Regions from separate parts of the Mus musculus genome. Here region 2 is linked to region 1. Evidence: chromatin loops called from intact Hi-C (ENCODE). Cell type or tissue: gastrocnemius. All regions are shown on one strand.

What was found. Hi-C counts contacts between places; a loop is a spot of excess contacts. Peaks named below come from ENCODE experiments on the same cell type or tissue, not always from the same donor. Only the 100,000 strongest peaks of a DNase experiment are listed, where the experiment ranks them.
Region 2: it touches region 1 in a loop (2.0-fold over the local background); 5 of 42 quality-filtered maps call a loop at or near these places.

What each region holds. Positions count from the first base shown.
Region 1 is chr2:150,900,573-150,908,572 of GRCm38, reverse strand. It overlaps Abhd12 (abhydrolase domain containing 12), which reads left to right and starts at 3,842. Exons shown (of 13, transcript NM_024465.3): 1 at 3,842-4,216. The coding sequence starts at 4,026. In gastrocnemius, a CTCF peak has its summit at 3,526; a DNase peak (open chromatin) is centred at 3,819; H3K4me3 peaks cover 2,191 bases; H3K27ac peaks cover 1,858 bases.
Region 2 is chr2:150,784,820-150,792,819 of GRCm38, reverse strand. It overlaps Pygb (brain glycogen phosphorylase), which reads right to left and starts at 6,024. Exons shown (of 20, transcript NM_153781.1): 1 at 5,710-6,024. The coding sequence starts at 5,952. It overlaps Gm30141 (a long non-coding RNA gene), which reads left to right and starts at 6,068. Exons shown (of 3, transcript XR_375102.4): 1 at 6,068-6,849. In gastrocnemius, a CTCF peak has its summit at 3,907; DNase peaks (open chromatin) are centred at 3,461, 3,858, 5,420 and 6,074; H3K4me3 peaks cover 2,641 bases; H3K27ac peaks cover 2,533 bases.

The DNA of each region.
Region 1 (8,000 bases):
TCTTGATTTGCCTTCTGTTTCTGTGATAAGACACCATGACCAAAGATAAACTAAAAAGGAAAGGGCTAATTTCAGCTTGCAGTTGTAGTTCCATGCCATAAAGGGTATTCAGGGCAGGAACTCAGAGATCCTGGAAGAAGGCTGCTTACTGGCTTCCCATGGCTTCCCAGGCCTTGGGGTGACACTCCCCTTAGTGGTCTGGGCTGTCCCAAGTCAATTATTAATTAAGAATACTCCTACAGAGTGGCCAAGCGATTCTGATGAAGGCAGTTCCTCAAGATTCCCTCTTCCCAGATATAATTACGTTTGTGTCAAGTAGACAAAAATTCTCTAACCTTCACAACCCAAGATAAAACCATACCATAAAACCTACTTGTTTCATTCACACCCACACCCACCCCCTTTGAAATTGGGTCTTACTGTGTTGACCAGGCTGACCTCAGAGTCATAGAAATCCACCTGCCTCTGTCTCCTGGGTGCTGGAATGAAAGGTGTGTGCCACATTGCCTTACTATTTAGCTGATTTTTGAAAAAAGTGTTAACGTCTATAAAACAATAATAGATTTTTGTCTTGTTCTTTTGCAAATGTAGCTAACAAGACTGTTAGAGTAACTGGACAATGTTGAGAGAGGTGTTTCAGAGAGAGGTCCTGAGACAAACTGTTCTTCAAGTGAGAGCTTTGCTACTTATCAATTCACATACAGTATGGTAGGGCTCTGAAGAGGGGTACTTCGGTTCCACCAAACTAAGCAGAGATCCTAGAAAAAAAGTTGCAGAGGGAGGAGGTGGTCCAAAGCCACAAGGTAGTAGGCATGGAAAGTACCTCATGCTACATGCTAGCTGCTTAAAGTCAGTTTGCCTCTATTTCTGGGTCAGCTGGGGAAGGCAAGATTTTGTGACTTCAGAGTCAAAGCACTGGTCTGTCATATTCCTGTAGCTGTTCCTGGAGGAAGGGAGGCTGCTTGGAGTGTGGCGTGATCTGTTAAGGCTGCAAACAGGACAATGCCCCCACTTTAAAAAGAAACCACTTGTTGAGGTGTTTGTTGTGCCTCATGTCTGTAATGCTATCACTCCAGGTGCTGAAGCAAGAGTATTCCAGAGAGTTCCAGGCCAACCTGGGCTAGAGTATGAGACCCTGTCTCAGAAAGCAACAGATAGGTAAGTAGGTAGATAGCTAAATAAATAGGGATTTTCTTTTTATGTCAATTAGGGATACTTAGGTACTATAGTGTCTATTAAACTCTCAAAATACTGCTATAGGATTATGATTCACAAACCAGTAGTTTCATCCATGTCTAGTTTCAATTTCAGCTAGGAGGTGAGTCTTTTATTGACCTTTAGACTTCTTTACTTTTAAAATGGGAACAGTAGAATACCCATGCGCAGCCTTGATGATTCTATCTTTCCTTCAGCAAATATTTATGAAGTGTGTACTATGAGCCAAGCATTGGTCCGGATACTGAAGATAATGCAGTAAACAAGGTCCTTTCTTGGAGTCTATCTTGCAGTGTGGAAAACATCAATACAGATAAAGATGTATCAATGTCAAGTATTTTGGTGCTACGCACTAGCCAGGATAAACCCAGAAAGGTGAACGCAGCAAAAATGAGAAGGTCTGAGAGTTCTGAGTAAGTGTTCGGCAAACATAACTCTCATAGGGCAGGGGTGTAACTCTGTAGATAGTAGGCTTTAGGAAGGCAGGGTTTTTCAACAAGAATCAAAGTGTAAAGGTCTTGGGGAGGGGCTGTGTAGCTTTGTGAAGGACCATGAGAGAGGCAGTGATCCTGGGAGAAGTTTGATCCTGAGAAGTGGGGCTGGAGCTCTGTCAGGTAGGCTATTGTAGAGCCTTTTGGATACAAGCTTCCAGTTTTGAGAGAGGTGGGAACCAACCAAAGGGTTTTTAGTGACAGATTCAGTTCTGTGGCAGATGTTAGACAGAAGGAAGCAAAACAAAAGTGAAGGCAAGAGGCCTCTTAGACCTTTAAGGAAATCCAAGTGAGGAATGATGGCTGTTTGTTTGGTCCAAGGTGGGGATTGGTGGAGGAGATAGGAACTGGTTAGAGGCTGGATTTTTGATACAGGGCTGATGTAAAACTTGATGACGGGTGTGGTGTCATAAAAAAAGAAAAAAAAAAGGAAAAATCAAGGATGAAACCAGAGTCTTGACTCCAAGAAAGCCAAGGATGGAGTTCCCATTCATTTCTTGGGAGGGAAAGGGGATGAGCTAGGAGGGTTGAGTGCCTATTAGACGTCAACAAGAAGTAGAACATTTGATAAAGAGCCTTAGATCTAGAAAGGGTATGACCCAGAGATACAATGGGAGCGTACCCAGTGTGGAAGCATATTTAAACATTAGGAGACCAAGAGATAAGGATCATATTGACAAAATCTAGCTCTACACCCTCTCTGTCTCCTCCCTCCAGTTCTTCCCCTCCTCCTCTTCTTCCTCCTCCCCCCCCCCTCCTCTGTATAATGGAACCCCAATCCTCAGGTATACTGAGGAAATGCTATCACTGAGCTATATTCAGCTCTTTTTATTTGTGTTATTTTGAGACAGAAGCCGCTAAATTGCCTGGGTTGGCCTCCAATCTGCAACCCTCCTGATGTCAGCTTCTGTAATAACTTCAGGCATGTCCTACCAGGGCTATTTGTTCTTTTGTTTTTCTATAAAGATTTTATGACTGATAGGTCAAAACTATCTTTAAGCATTTAATTTCCTTTTTGAATATTCAAATCTATAGTACTATTTTGTTGATGTTTTAAAGACTGTAGATATTCATACAGTATGAACATAGGTTATAATATAGCAAAAATGGTAAAGAAATTCTTGAATTGCAAGTTGTAACTATCATTACAAAGGCAACAACATAATCCATTACATTTCTAAGTTCCTATTAAATCTTTATCAGTTGCCAATATTTTTCAAACTGATTACATGCATGTTGAAATTACAAAAGTAACTCATTAGTAAAATGCATGCTATATCAAACAAAACAAAAACTATTAAAAGCTACAACGTGTCCTTTCATTTTTTTTCAGGTGGATTGAATTATTAAATTTGGATGTCAGAGTGCAAATTCCTCTTTGAAACGGATTTCCTTGCCTTCTTACCAGTCCTAATCGTTCTTATGAAGATCCAAACTTTAATAGAAGACTTCAAAGCATACGCAGGCAGTTCATTTTCTTACATTCAGCGAAAGAAAAAGTGAATATATGGGAGGCAGAGGCAGGCGGATTTCTCAGTTCGAGGCCAGCCTGGTCTACAAAGTAAGTTCCAGGACAGCCAGGGCTACACAGAGAAACCCTGACTCGAAAAGACAAAAAAAAAAAAAAAAAAGTAAATATAAACTTGTTTAAACAATACATTAGCTACTGGAGTCTCTCTCTCTCTGTAAAGCTTTTTTGTTGAGTATATCAAATCTAGAGAACATCTGGGGCTCTAGCTTTTTAGGGGCGCCAAATGCCCTAAAGAGGGAGTAGAGAGAGCCTATTTTGCCCAGCAAACGGAGCTAGTGCCCTCAAGGACTCCCTAGCACCCTCCCCATTCGGACCACTTAGATCTTAGATAGGGCCTGCCTCAGTTCGTAGGCAGAGGGCACCTGAGTTGCACCTAAAGCAACCCAGCAGGAGAATCCAAACTGGCCCTAATCCGTTTCGTAAACGCACTAAGACCCTTCAGACTAGCCCTGCCCTGAAAATGACCCGCAGTTTCAGCTTATTCCGCCCTTCTCCAAGATGGCTGTGGCTGGCGCTGGGGATGCTGGGCGCGCTGCTTGTGAAGCGGAGCTGCCGGGGGCGTGTCTGGGGCGGGGCTTCCTGGACTCGTGCGCTGATTGGCCGCGGTGGCCGACCGGCCTCCGGCGCTGGTCCATAGCGGGCGCCGCGGCCTGGGGCTGGGATGTGACCCGCAGTGGGCTCCCGGCTCCGGGTGGTGACGGCTGTGAGCGGCGGCGACTGCAGCGAGGTCGGCGCAGGCGGGCGGGCGAAACCAGGGCGCCGAGAGCTGCTGCCGACAGGGCCGCGGGATGAGGAAGCGGACCGAGCCCGTCACCTTGGAGCATGAGCGCTGCGCCGCCTCAGGCTCGTCCTCCTCCGGCTCGGCCGCCGCGGCGCTGGACGCCGACTGCAGCTTGAAGCAGAACCTGCGTCTGGCGGGCAAGGGGACGGCAGAGCCGCACAGCGCATCCGACGCGGGCATGAAGCGGGCGCTGGGCAGGTGAGATGCGGTGCAGACACGCGCGGGCCCCTCACCTGGAGGGCAGGTAGTCCCAGGCTCCCACCTTCAGAGATCTGCTGCGGGAGCATCACACGGTTCCATCCTCCCGGCGTCCTCTTCGACCCTTCTAAAGACTACCTCCCCTCGTCTGGCCCGCAGGGACCGTCCAACCCCATTCTTTCCTCCAAACATCTGCCTCTGGAGCTCTCCTTCAACCCCCATCTCACCCTCCCACCCCCTCCACGAGCTGCTCACTAACCCACCCAGCACCCTGGCTGGCATCCTTATCAGGTTAGCCTGCAGAGATACTTAGTGGTTGAGTCCATAGTAATCAGGGGCCCAGTATTCCTGACTGGCTCTGGAAAGAGTCTCCCGAGGAGTTTGAAAGGCTGCCCTTAAGAAGAGGACCACGCAGGGTGAACGGCAAGACCAAAGACCCTGCAAGTGCTCTTAGCCAGTTCACCTGCTTTGCCTTGACCGTATATGGAGCTCAGTAGCAACTCTCCTGTCTGGTCCTTCCCTTCGCTAGCTAATCGCAGGTCAGAGCTGCATTCACCGACCCCCTTTCAAGGGTTAAGCCGTTTTCAGAATCCAAAGGAAAGGATGGATGGATGCATCCATTCTCAGCTGTTGGAGAGAACTGGTGGTTGTCTATGCAGGTAGTTAGTTACAAAGCACTTGAAATCTGCACAGGAATTGGTCATTGAAAATTACTCTGTAAGGTCCTGGAATCTTCTGGGATTGGTCGGTGAGTTAGACTTGCATCCTTCTTTTAGGATGGAGAAGAGGCAGTTATGTAAAGCTGATCTCAAAATTGAGTAGCCTGTTTTATATAGGAATAGGTTTCTTTCCCTCTATCTGGTTTCTTAATTTGATAGTTTGTAGACTATTATCTCTGTTGGCAGTTTTGAAGCCTTGATAGTGTATGACCAGAAATATTAGTTTGCAATGTTCCTAAGTCAGGAGTTGTAGCAGTCATTTCTTTTTGCATCAATTGATCGTTTGTTGTATATGTTAAACATTTACCCAAGAAAGAAAATCAGAGCTTGAAGCTCTGTGCTTAAAAGATCATGAACTTCAACTACCGAGATCTTTAAGTCAGTGATTCTCCATCTTGCAGAAAGACCAGAACTGGCTGTTTGTAGGTAAAATTTACTACCAGAGCGTGGGTGAGATTGCTGATCTGGGGAAGGCTCCTGCCATCAGGCCTAATGACCTGAGATCTATCCTTCTTGTGACTTAATGGTGAAAGGAGAGAACTGTCTCCCATAAGTTGGCTTTTGACCTCCATGCAGACCACCTCACATACATGCACACAAAATAAATGGATAGCATGTAATTAAAAATGAACTAGCAGGTGATCAATCTTTTGAAAGACTTATGTACTCTTTACTTTGTCTTAAGAAAAGTTTACCTTCTTTAAAATCCCTTGATAATTCGATTGCACTTTTATTCATATGCTTTGCATATAGCTTAGATAACTTAGAAATTCTTTCGTTGAAAAAAAATCAAATTGCTATGTACAGCCATGTTTGGGAGGCCAGCAGGAATACTGCTCTGACACCTTCCTTGCATTAAAAGGACCTGATTGATATTGTAGTACAAAGAGAATCATTCAGATGGTGCCCACATCCTCTGAATGAACAGAGGCTTTGGGGGAATAAAGCATAATGAAGGAAGGCCAGATCGGACCGGACCATTACTCCATAGTTGTTTTCCCCTGTTGCCTTGGCCAGGCTTTCTGGCGCTTCACTCAGGCCAGCCCAGCGCAGCCCTGTTTACCGTCTTACTTACCTGACTTTGTAACGCATGAATACTTGTTGAGTTGTTTTACCTGTCTCCTCCCCAACAAGAATGGAAATGCAATGAGAGTAGGTTGCTCTCTCCACCTCTGCATTCCCAGGGCATGCCAAGAGATAGCAAACAAACAAACAAGCAAACAAATAAAATTTAAAAAGCCCGTTGAGTAAGTGAGTATCTACGGAATAAATTCCTAGAAGTGGAGTTGCTGGCCGGAGGGTGTGTTGATAACTAGCAGGTAAAGCCAAAGTCCGCACTGAAGAATTAGTACTGATCGTGACCTCTGTCAGTGTAGGTTGCCTGCTCCTAAGACATTTGGACCTTGCTTATTTCTTTTAACTCTTCTTTTTGGATACTTGTAGCGACATGCAAGTGGATAAAATCTTCTGATGGCCCTCTATCTGTCACACACTTTTAAGCTGTCACTGTTTAGCATCTAGAATCATTCCTCTTCTCGCCATTTTTTCCCCTCAGGGTGGGAACTAGACTATTTTTGAGCAGATTTTATTTATAAGTACTTTAGAATTACTTGAATGAAAAGAAGTGATTTGAAACAATGTAATAGTGGGGTATCATATATCAGCTATGTATAACATCCAGTCTGCACAGCCATTTCCTAAAATCTCAGAAATGCCTTACTGATTACTTTATCTTAAAATTCTGTTTTTCTTTTTCTTTGTTCCCTATGTACTTCCTTTAGAAAAATTCTATACACTCTTTTTATTTATTTATGATTTTGTGTATGTATGATTTGTGTGTGGAATTACTTGTGTAATGTAAAGGTCAGAGGACAATTTCAGGAAATTTGTTTTCCCTTCTACTTTTATGTAGGTTCTGCTGTTGAACTCAGTTCTCCAACACCCCTTTACTGGATAAGTCATCTTGCTGGCCTCTCTCCTATGCATTTTTATCCTAATTATTTCTTTTGTTGTTGTTGTTGAAAATAGGATTCTTTATCATAGCATGTATTCTTATTGTTTTAGCTCATAACTAGTAACATTATTTCTCATGGTTTTTACAGTCCATTCTCTTTGGTCTTCTAAGTCTTCTGTGATGACAACTGTAAGTAATAAGAATTTTGTCCCTTGTCTTCAAATTTTTATGTCACTTGTTTCCGTCTCTTTCCTGATGCATGGTATATCCTGACAGAAAGCCAAGTACTATCCATGATTCTGGACATCTTTGACTAGTCCATGACTTTACTGACAGCCAAGAACTGTGGGTGATACCGGGTACCTTGACTAGTTCATGACTTTATTACAGTTAAGTGCTATGTCTGATACTGGGCACTTTCATGCTTTTACTGATAGTGTTTTTGATGGTTTGTTTGTTTGTTTGTTTTTGGTTTTTGCCATTAAATGTAATGCTAGTTCTTTTGCTAAGGAGTTTGTTGCTGGTGTTTTTTTTTTTTTTGTTGTTTTGTTTTTTTTTTTTAATGGTAGCTGGATTTTTAAGTGCCATTTGTGTGGGGTGGTTTTTTTTTTGTTTTGTTTTGTTTTTTTTAAATATGGTCTAATCAACTTAAAAACAAAACCAAAAAATCCCACTGTAGCTAATTCAGATGGAAAAAAATTTGAGACCAAAAGCCCCCATTTTGTTTGTTTTAAGTTCTGGGTGGGCCAAAGGGTGATTTTTTTTTGAAGGTAAATATTTGATATAATTAATATAGGAACCCTATGCCCTGGGAAGAGGAATGATAATAATTTGCTTTGTCTGATGAGCAGAGATGGGCAGATGAAGGATTTTGTAGGAGTTTCTTTTTCTTCTTGTAACCTTGGAATTCTTGACAGTGCATAGAAGGTACACATGTTCTAACTTGGACCCTGAGAAGACACGTATTCAACCTACAGGGATGGCCTTTCTTCTCCCAGACTTTCGACCAAATCTAGGGATGGACAGATACAATGAGCTGCATGGGAGGTTTCGTAGTCTTATGACTCTTCATGTAAATACCAAGGAACACAGTCAGCACCTCCCATTTTTC
Region 2 (8,000 bases), 120 kb after region 1:
ATGCCGATAATCCCAGTCAGGAGGCAGAGGTGGGAAGATCACAAGTTCAAAGCCAACTGAGCTACACAGGGAGGTGTGCCTTAAAGCAAATAAAATGTAGAATCAAATCTATGGATTGAAGTGTCCATCTGACCCCCAAAACCATCTTCCTGTAAATCAAAACAATGTTAATGTCTGGGCACTGTGTCCCAGCCAAGTTTACACATAAAATTAACCTTCAGAGCCTGTAAGAGCAGAGGCCAAAGGTGCGCACTCACTGACAGGCGTCTTCTTCTGGTCAACACTGAGCCTACCACCAGTCTGGGGCCAAAGACCTGCGTTATCTGCTGTTGGGGAAGCCTGCTAGAGAGAAAGATCACCTTCATACACACAAGTAGAAACATATCAGACGACTAGTAATGTCAAGAAGATTTTAGCATTAGCTCCCACTGCTTATGAAGTCTAACAAAGCCCCAGATACAGTGCTCAGAGACTACCCAGGTTGCTGGATTACCTTCTCAGCAGCTGGTCCAGACTCGCTGCAAGACCATGCAAATTCACTGTGTTTATCTTCTTAGAAGAGCTGTTTTTCCTCAACCTACCGATACCATGAAGCCTCCCAAACCACAAGGTCCACAGGTTATTCAACTAGTTTTTCTTTTCTTTCTTTTTTTCTTTTTTTTTAGTTTTTCGAGACAGGGTTTCTCTGTGTAGCCCTGGCTGTCCTAGAACTCACTCTGTAGACCAGGCTGGCCTCGAACTCAGAAATCCGCCTGCCCTTTAATCTTTTTCTTTTTTGAGACAAGGTCTCACACTTTAATATTTGAAATGTGTGATCCCTGACCTTGAAATGAGTATACTCACAAGTCCACTGCTTAAGTGAGCATGCTGAGGAGGAAGCCAGTCCCAGTATATCACAGGCCTTGTGACTAACTTTTCAATGCCTGCTCTGTTCTGAGAAGACACGGCTTTGGAAATAACTTCCATACTCTCCTTGCTTGCTATAGATCCTAAGTCTTTTTCTACCCATGTCTTGGCTATGCTTATTTTAGCTTGTGACTCTCATGTTACATCTTGCTCAAATCTCTCTGGATAGAGTTTGATTTTTGGTTGTCGTCGTCTTCTTCTTCTTCTTCTTCTTCTTCTTCCTCTTCCTCTTCCTCTTCCTCTTCTTCTTCTTCTCCTCCTCCTCCTCCACCTCCTCCTTCTCTTCCTCCTCCTCCTCTCTCTCCTCCTCCTCCTTCTTATTTTTTGTTTTATCCTCCTCGTCCTCTTCCTCTTCTTCTTCTTTCTCCTCCACTTTTTTCTCTTCCCTGTCTCCCTCTTCCTCCAAGACAGGGTTTTACTGTATAGCCCTGGATAGCCTAGAACTCACTATGAAGACCAGGCCTTGAACTCAGAAACAAGCCTGCCTATGCCTCAAAAACATGTGCCACCACACCTAGTGAGATATTGGATTTTGAGACAGGGTCTCTTGTATGGTTCATGCTGATCTCAAAATTGCTATGTAACCAAAGATGGCCTTGGACTCTTCTGGCTCCCAGCATTTCTGCATAAAGGGAATGTCAACATTAAATGGGGACATTTTACAAGCAAACATAAAACCTGACCATGTTAGAATGACAGAAGCTTCAAAAATAGACTCCATAGCTCAACTCTCTTTGTTTTAAAGATGAAAAAACATGAGGCTAAGGAAGGCTAAAAACTATACCCAGCTAGCTGGTGTGGGTAGCACTCAAGACCATCCGGGGCTACATGAAGAGATCCCAACTAAAAGGGGGTGGGGTGAGTGGGTGTCAATCTAAACACACAGTAGCATATCACAAAGTTGGAAAATGGGAAAAATCAGGATGGAAAGGAGTTTAGGGCTAAAAGTGTTCACACTGCTCAGTGATAGGTATACTCAGAATGCTTCAGGCCTTAGGTCTGATCTCCAGTACCACTAAGTAAAGCAAAAACCCCTTGTAAAAGGGGTTAGACCTCTCAAAAAAACAAAACAAAACAAACAAAAAACCAAACAAACAAAACAAAACAAAAAAGGGGGGGTTGGGGGGGTTAGACTTAGGTCCTTTGCTGCACAGGACTTCTGGTTCCTAAACTGAGTGCTCTCCAAGACTCTGCTGTTTCAGGACGAACTTGTAGATCTCGTAAGAAATTATGAGAATCTATACTATGAGTGTAATTACTGTTTCTAACAACCACGATGCTAGGGCTGGAGCCATGAATCAGTAGTTAAAGCAGCGGTTGCTCTTCCAGAGGACCTGGGTTCAATCCCAAGCACCCACGTGGCAGGTCACAACTGTCTGTAGCTCAGGCCCCAGGAGAGTCCATCACCCTTTCGTGGCCTCCGTGGATACCAGGCTTGAAACTGCTGTACAGAAGTAAGTGGAGGCAAAACACCAGTACACATAACAAACAACACAATTAAGAAAGAACAAAAGCGGGGCTGGCGAGATGGCTCAGTGGATAAGAGCACTGACTGCTCTTCCAAAGGTCCTGAGTTCAAATCCCAGCAACCACATGGTGGCTCACAACCACCCATAATGATATCTGACACCCTCTTCTAGTGCATCTGAAGACAGCTACAGTGTACTAATGTAAAATAATAAATAAATTTTTAAAAAAAGAAAGAACAAAAGCACAACGCCATGGAGTAAAAGACAAATCAACAGCCACGGGAGGGTCTGAGAAAGTCTGAGGGGCTGTGCACTCCTAAGACTGAACACATGGAAGGCTTTAAAAACCAAGAGCTTGCCAGGCGTGGTGGCGCAAGCCTTTAATCCCAGCACTCGGGAGGCAGAGGCAGGTGGATTTCTGAGTTCGAGGCCAGCCTGGTCTACAAAGTGAGTTTCAGGACAGCCAGGGCTATACAGAGAAACCCTGTCTCGAAAAAAAAAAAAACAAACAAAACAAAAAAACAAAAAACTAAGAGCTGCCAAGGTGACTCAGCAGCTGAAGCTACAGCCATCAACCCAAGCCATTAGCATGCCCAGGACCACATGCCTTCTGCACATGCAAAGAACTGAATTCTCAAAGTTCTCCTCTGGCCTGAACACAGATTTTGGTAGGATATGCACCTGCCTCATACATACGTGTACACACACACACACACACACACACACACACACACACGTTTTACATATAATAAGAAATAAGTTAGAAAAAAGCCCCAAATGTTTTTGCCAGTGCAGAGAAAGGATGCAGAAAACAAACTGAGCCACGCTTCCAATGTAATCTGTGAAACTACAGTTAACATGGCCCTGATAGCTCATCACTGTTTTCTAACCTTCCCCTCAGCATGCGTGTGAAGTTGCATATCTGTAAAAGGAGAACTAATAAAAGCACTGCTGTATCAAACAGGCCATCCTGCTTCCAGCCTGAGCCAAGCAGGGTCACATCCCCCAGGCACTCACTGCCAGAGCCTGGGATGGCTCTGACGTGGTTTGTTGGAAGTACATTCTTCACATGGTGCAGAGAGGTGAACTGGCTGACTGTCAGCATCAGTTACTCAGACAAACACTGAAAACCAGGGTATCAAACACCCAAAGCTGGGCTATGCTGGGCTATCTCTCCTGTCTCCTAAATGAGACAGGGGATTGTGCCAAGGGTACCTCAAACTCTGGGGCAGCTGAGTCTACAGGAACACACCATCGTACCTGTTGGGTAGATTGCTGCCCAGAGAGTCATTTCCTTAATCTCTGGACTCACCACAACAGGAGTCCTACAGTGTCCTCCAACTCCTGAGAAATGACCTTGAACTGCAGGCAAAGCTGGATCCCTTGTCATCCACTATTTGAACAACACCAGTGAATCTGAGCAACACAGCTCTTCTACTAACAAGGCATTCTGGGGGAGCCGCTGCTCCTGGCCAGTTTCCCTGGCAGTGATCCCAAGCCCTTGTTGCAATAACCTGTTTTAGCCATTTGGGGCCACTTCTTTAGAAGCTGCCTTGCATACTAACTATGAAGAAGCCCAACTAGCATTCTAACAGCCTGTCCTCAGCATCTTTATTTCAGGAAGGGAAAAAGCCCCAGAATGAGTTTGGAAAGCAATTAATTTTTACTCTTAGCAATTATCAAATATACTTTAATGCCCTATAAAAAAATTACTCTAAAAAGCTCTGTCACTAAGACAGCTGTTGGGTGCCCAGATTTCTTTTTTGTATGTTTGTTTGGTTTGGTTTTTTTGGCTTTTTTTGTTTGTTTGTTTGTTTTTCAAGACAGGGTTCCTCTGTATAGCCCTGGCTGTCCTGGAACTCACTCTGTAGACCAGGCTGGTCTTGAACTCAGAAATCTGCCTGTCTCTGCCTCCCAAGTGTGGGGATTAAAGGCGTGCGCCACCACCGCCCAGCTGGGTGCCCAGATTTCTATGGCAAATCAGATCATCACTAACTGGCCCCAGATAGGCAAGAGTTTTTTCCTTGCTAGTTTTCACTCTGTCTTAATACAAGATAGGCAGAATTCTCCATACCAAATGCAGAGAGAGAGAGAGAGAGAGAGAGAGAGAGAGAGAGAGAGAGAGAGAGAGAAATTCTTGCAACAGGGGATGTGTAAAAATATGATACCTGCATAAGCTTAAAAGCACCAGTATGTATTACTGACCCAGAGCCCTGTTTATGAGTGAAGCCACAAATGGTTTCGGATGAAATAAAAGCCACAAAATTGTGCAGCATACAAATATGCATACCTGTGTATTTAGGAACAGCAATTACCTGGAAACATAAACGGAACAGAATAAGGAGGACTGGGGGACCTGGTGGAGCTGGCACACGCCTTAATAATCCCAGCACTCTGGAGGCAGAGGCTGGTGGGTTTCCGTGGGTTTGAAGCCAGCTTAATTGCACAGAGTTAGCAGTCCAGCAGACAGAGCTGAGAAGTTTTGGGGGTTGGGGTGGTGAGAACTGTCAAAGGCTCCGTTCAGTGTATTTTGTTTTCCTACTAAGAATAAAGGTTTGCAAAACAGAAAAAATGCTACAACTTCTAAAGCAACTTGCTAACAAGTTTTGTCAAGGTGGAAACCTCAAAGGCAGCCTTCCCCACGAGGATTCCATCTTTGAGTTTCGGACCCTCTCCTGTTTCAGGCAGGCATTACAAGTGATTTTCTTCTCATCAGTCTCGGAGTAGGGGGTAGGGTGGGGAGCACGGGGCGGGGCAATTCCCTGCAGATTACTGATCTCACCCCTTTCCGACTCATAAAACTACCGGATCTAGTTCCAGTCCCCCATCTTCTTCGCTCGGGGCTGCAGAAAAACAAAAGGGGGAGGGGAGTGGGGGAGTAGAGGAAGCATGAACTCTGAAGCCATCTCGGAAGTCCACAGCTGGAAAACAGCCGGAAAATCCGCCGGCAAGAGCAGACCCCTAGAGCACTTCTCTGGGATGCGCAACTCCGCCGTGGGCAGAGGCCTGGCTCCATACAGCCAGATTCCAGACAACGTACCGGTGGGGGACTGACTGCGGTGGAAGACAAGGGGCCACTCAAAGCCATACTTAGGGACTGGGGACTGCGGGCCGGGGAGCAGGGGGATGGGTCTCAATTAAAACGAAACCCGAAAGAGAGGGTATGCACCGGTCCTTCGAAGGAGGATGCATAACTCTACTGTCTCTTCATTGGTCGCAGGTGACCGTGGTGCAACAGGGACCAGGCCCGTGGGCGATACTTGGGAGGGGGGGGGGGGCGGGACCCGCCCTGCCCTGGGCTCGGTCTCCCTCCCAGGGAGGGCGGGCTGCTCACCTTGGGGTCCCGCTCATAGTAATGCTGCTGCGTGCGGATCCAGCGGCCCACTAGGTGGTCGCGAACTGTGTGTGCCAGAGCGAAGAAGTAGTCGCGGGGCGTGGCCACATTGCGGTCCTTGACCAGCGTGAAATGCAGGTGTCTGTTGAAGCTCTTCCGCACCTCGGCCACGTCGCCCAGCCCCGCGATGCCACGCACGCTGATCTGCTTCTGCCTCTCACTGTCCGTCAACGGCTTCGCCATGGCGCCAGAAGAGGCAGAGGACAGGGTACGGCCCTGGAGCGAGCAGAGAAGACTCTAGCGCTGGGATGCTGCGGTGTCTCTGGCGCCAAGGACTGCAGCGGAGGCCGGCTCATACGGATTGCGCCTGCGCTTTGCGAGAGGGCCGGGCCCTGTGGATGGGCGTGGGCTGATCTGGAGGCGGAGCCTCGGAGAAAGAGCCCGTCAATCAGGCTGTTTCAGCCGGGAAGAGAACGTGGACGCTCGAGGGGAAATGGTTTATTCCTTTACTGGTGTGTCTGGGGCTGGAAAAACCGGACTGCAGCTTCCCCATACCTAAGATTTACCACTTTTATGAGGCAAAAGTAGAAACCGAACCAGTGGCTGCGCCTGCCACACTGGAAGGCAAACTCTTGCCATTCAGGGACTTCCTGGAGTTTCCGGGGCTGCAGGGACTGGCTCTGCACAGAATCACCAGATGCCCTTTTTAGGACTGCATTGGGTGCTCAGGTGTAGCTGAGCTCTGTTAAACGTTCAGAGAAGTGTGCACACGCTTGACAGACAGCCCCCAATACCTGCTGGGACTCGTCGCCAAGCTGACAGGTGGTTCTGAAAACACACGCAAGAAAAAAACGTTGTTTGTGCAAAAACTAAAAATTCATAAGTCATATCAATGTTTGTGCCTCCATGACACCACTTCAGCTCTGGAGAACAAACTGCATGGAACTCCTCAAAATACAAATCGCCAGTCTAGGCTGCAGTGACAAACACAAAAAATCTGCTGCAAATTAAGTATACAGCATTCTCTCCAAGGATGGGCAGAGGCTACTATCAATCACAACCTTTCTGGTTGTTAAAGAAAAATTCCATCCAGAAAGAAGTCAGCCATGCACAAGGAGAAGAAGGAGAAACATTTCATTGGTGAGCAGGGAAGCAAGCTGAGGTTCTGAAAGGGTTTAGGCCAGCCCAAATTTCTTACCGTTTATAGGTCAGGAGGCAACACTGCCTGCCTAGGGGACCATCTCAGAGTGGTCTCTGAATCCCTTAATCATTAAGGGAGTTTAGTTAGGAGTGTTTACAGCAACATAAATTGCAGAAACAAATGGTTTTATATAAGAATACATTATAATTTCAATAATATGTATCAGGCAGGTAGCAATAAAAAGGCATACAGGAATTGCAAATAACAGTAGTCTTGGACTGTAAAAGAACTTTTCTCTTAGCAAACTGTAAGAGGAGGTTCAGCATGACCTTAGTCCTCTGTGACAACCTTCCCTTCAGGCAGTTTTGGCAAATGTTTGTTTTCCAGATAAAGGGTGGGTGGTTTTTTTTTTTTTTTTTTTTTTTTAACAAGGCAGGACTCAACCTACCTAAGTAAAACTTTAATCCAATTGACTCCTACATAACCAGACACCAAGCTATCATAAAATTATACAGACATACATTCATACATGAATATATATAGTTTTTGAAGGAATACCCTATAGCTAGAGATCAGCCTCTCTGACAGAGACACATAACCCTTCACCATATGTGGGGAGCAGCTTTCAAAGCTGCCGCTTGGCACTCTTTCCCAGGGAGCTCTGGGATGAGACCCTCTGGTCATCGATATACAGTGCTGCCTCCTGTAAACTCCCTTGGCCCCAGAAGAACTGCCTTCCCTTGTTGTGGAGACGCTTTCCCCACATAGTGAGGTCAGTGACTTGCCTTCATTTGCCTCTTTAGGTTAGCTGATGGGGATGCAGACGGTCCTGCTTATGGAGATAAAGGTTGCCACAGGGGATGTCATAAAAGTCCAGGTGTAGGACTGGAGGTGTAGCTCAGTAATAGTGTGGTTTGCACAATGGATACCCTGCATTCCAGTGCCAGTTCTAGAAAAGGCAAATTAAGTTGTTCCTGGTTTGATGATTCCAAAGTTAATTTACCTCAACCTCTACTCAGTGGCAGACTTCTTGGGAGACAACACACTGGAATGTTTTCCCCTACTCTTGCTCTGATTTGGAATTCATTCCACACTTTTTCCTTGGGATTCTCAAGTCAGCAAGATCAAATTTCAGCCCCTGATGGCAGGG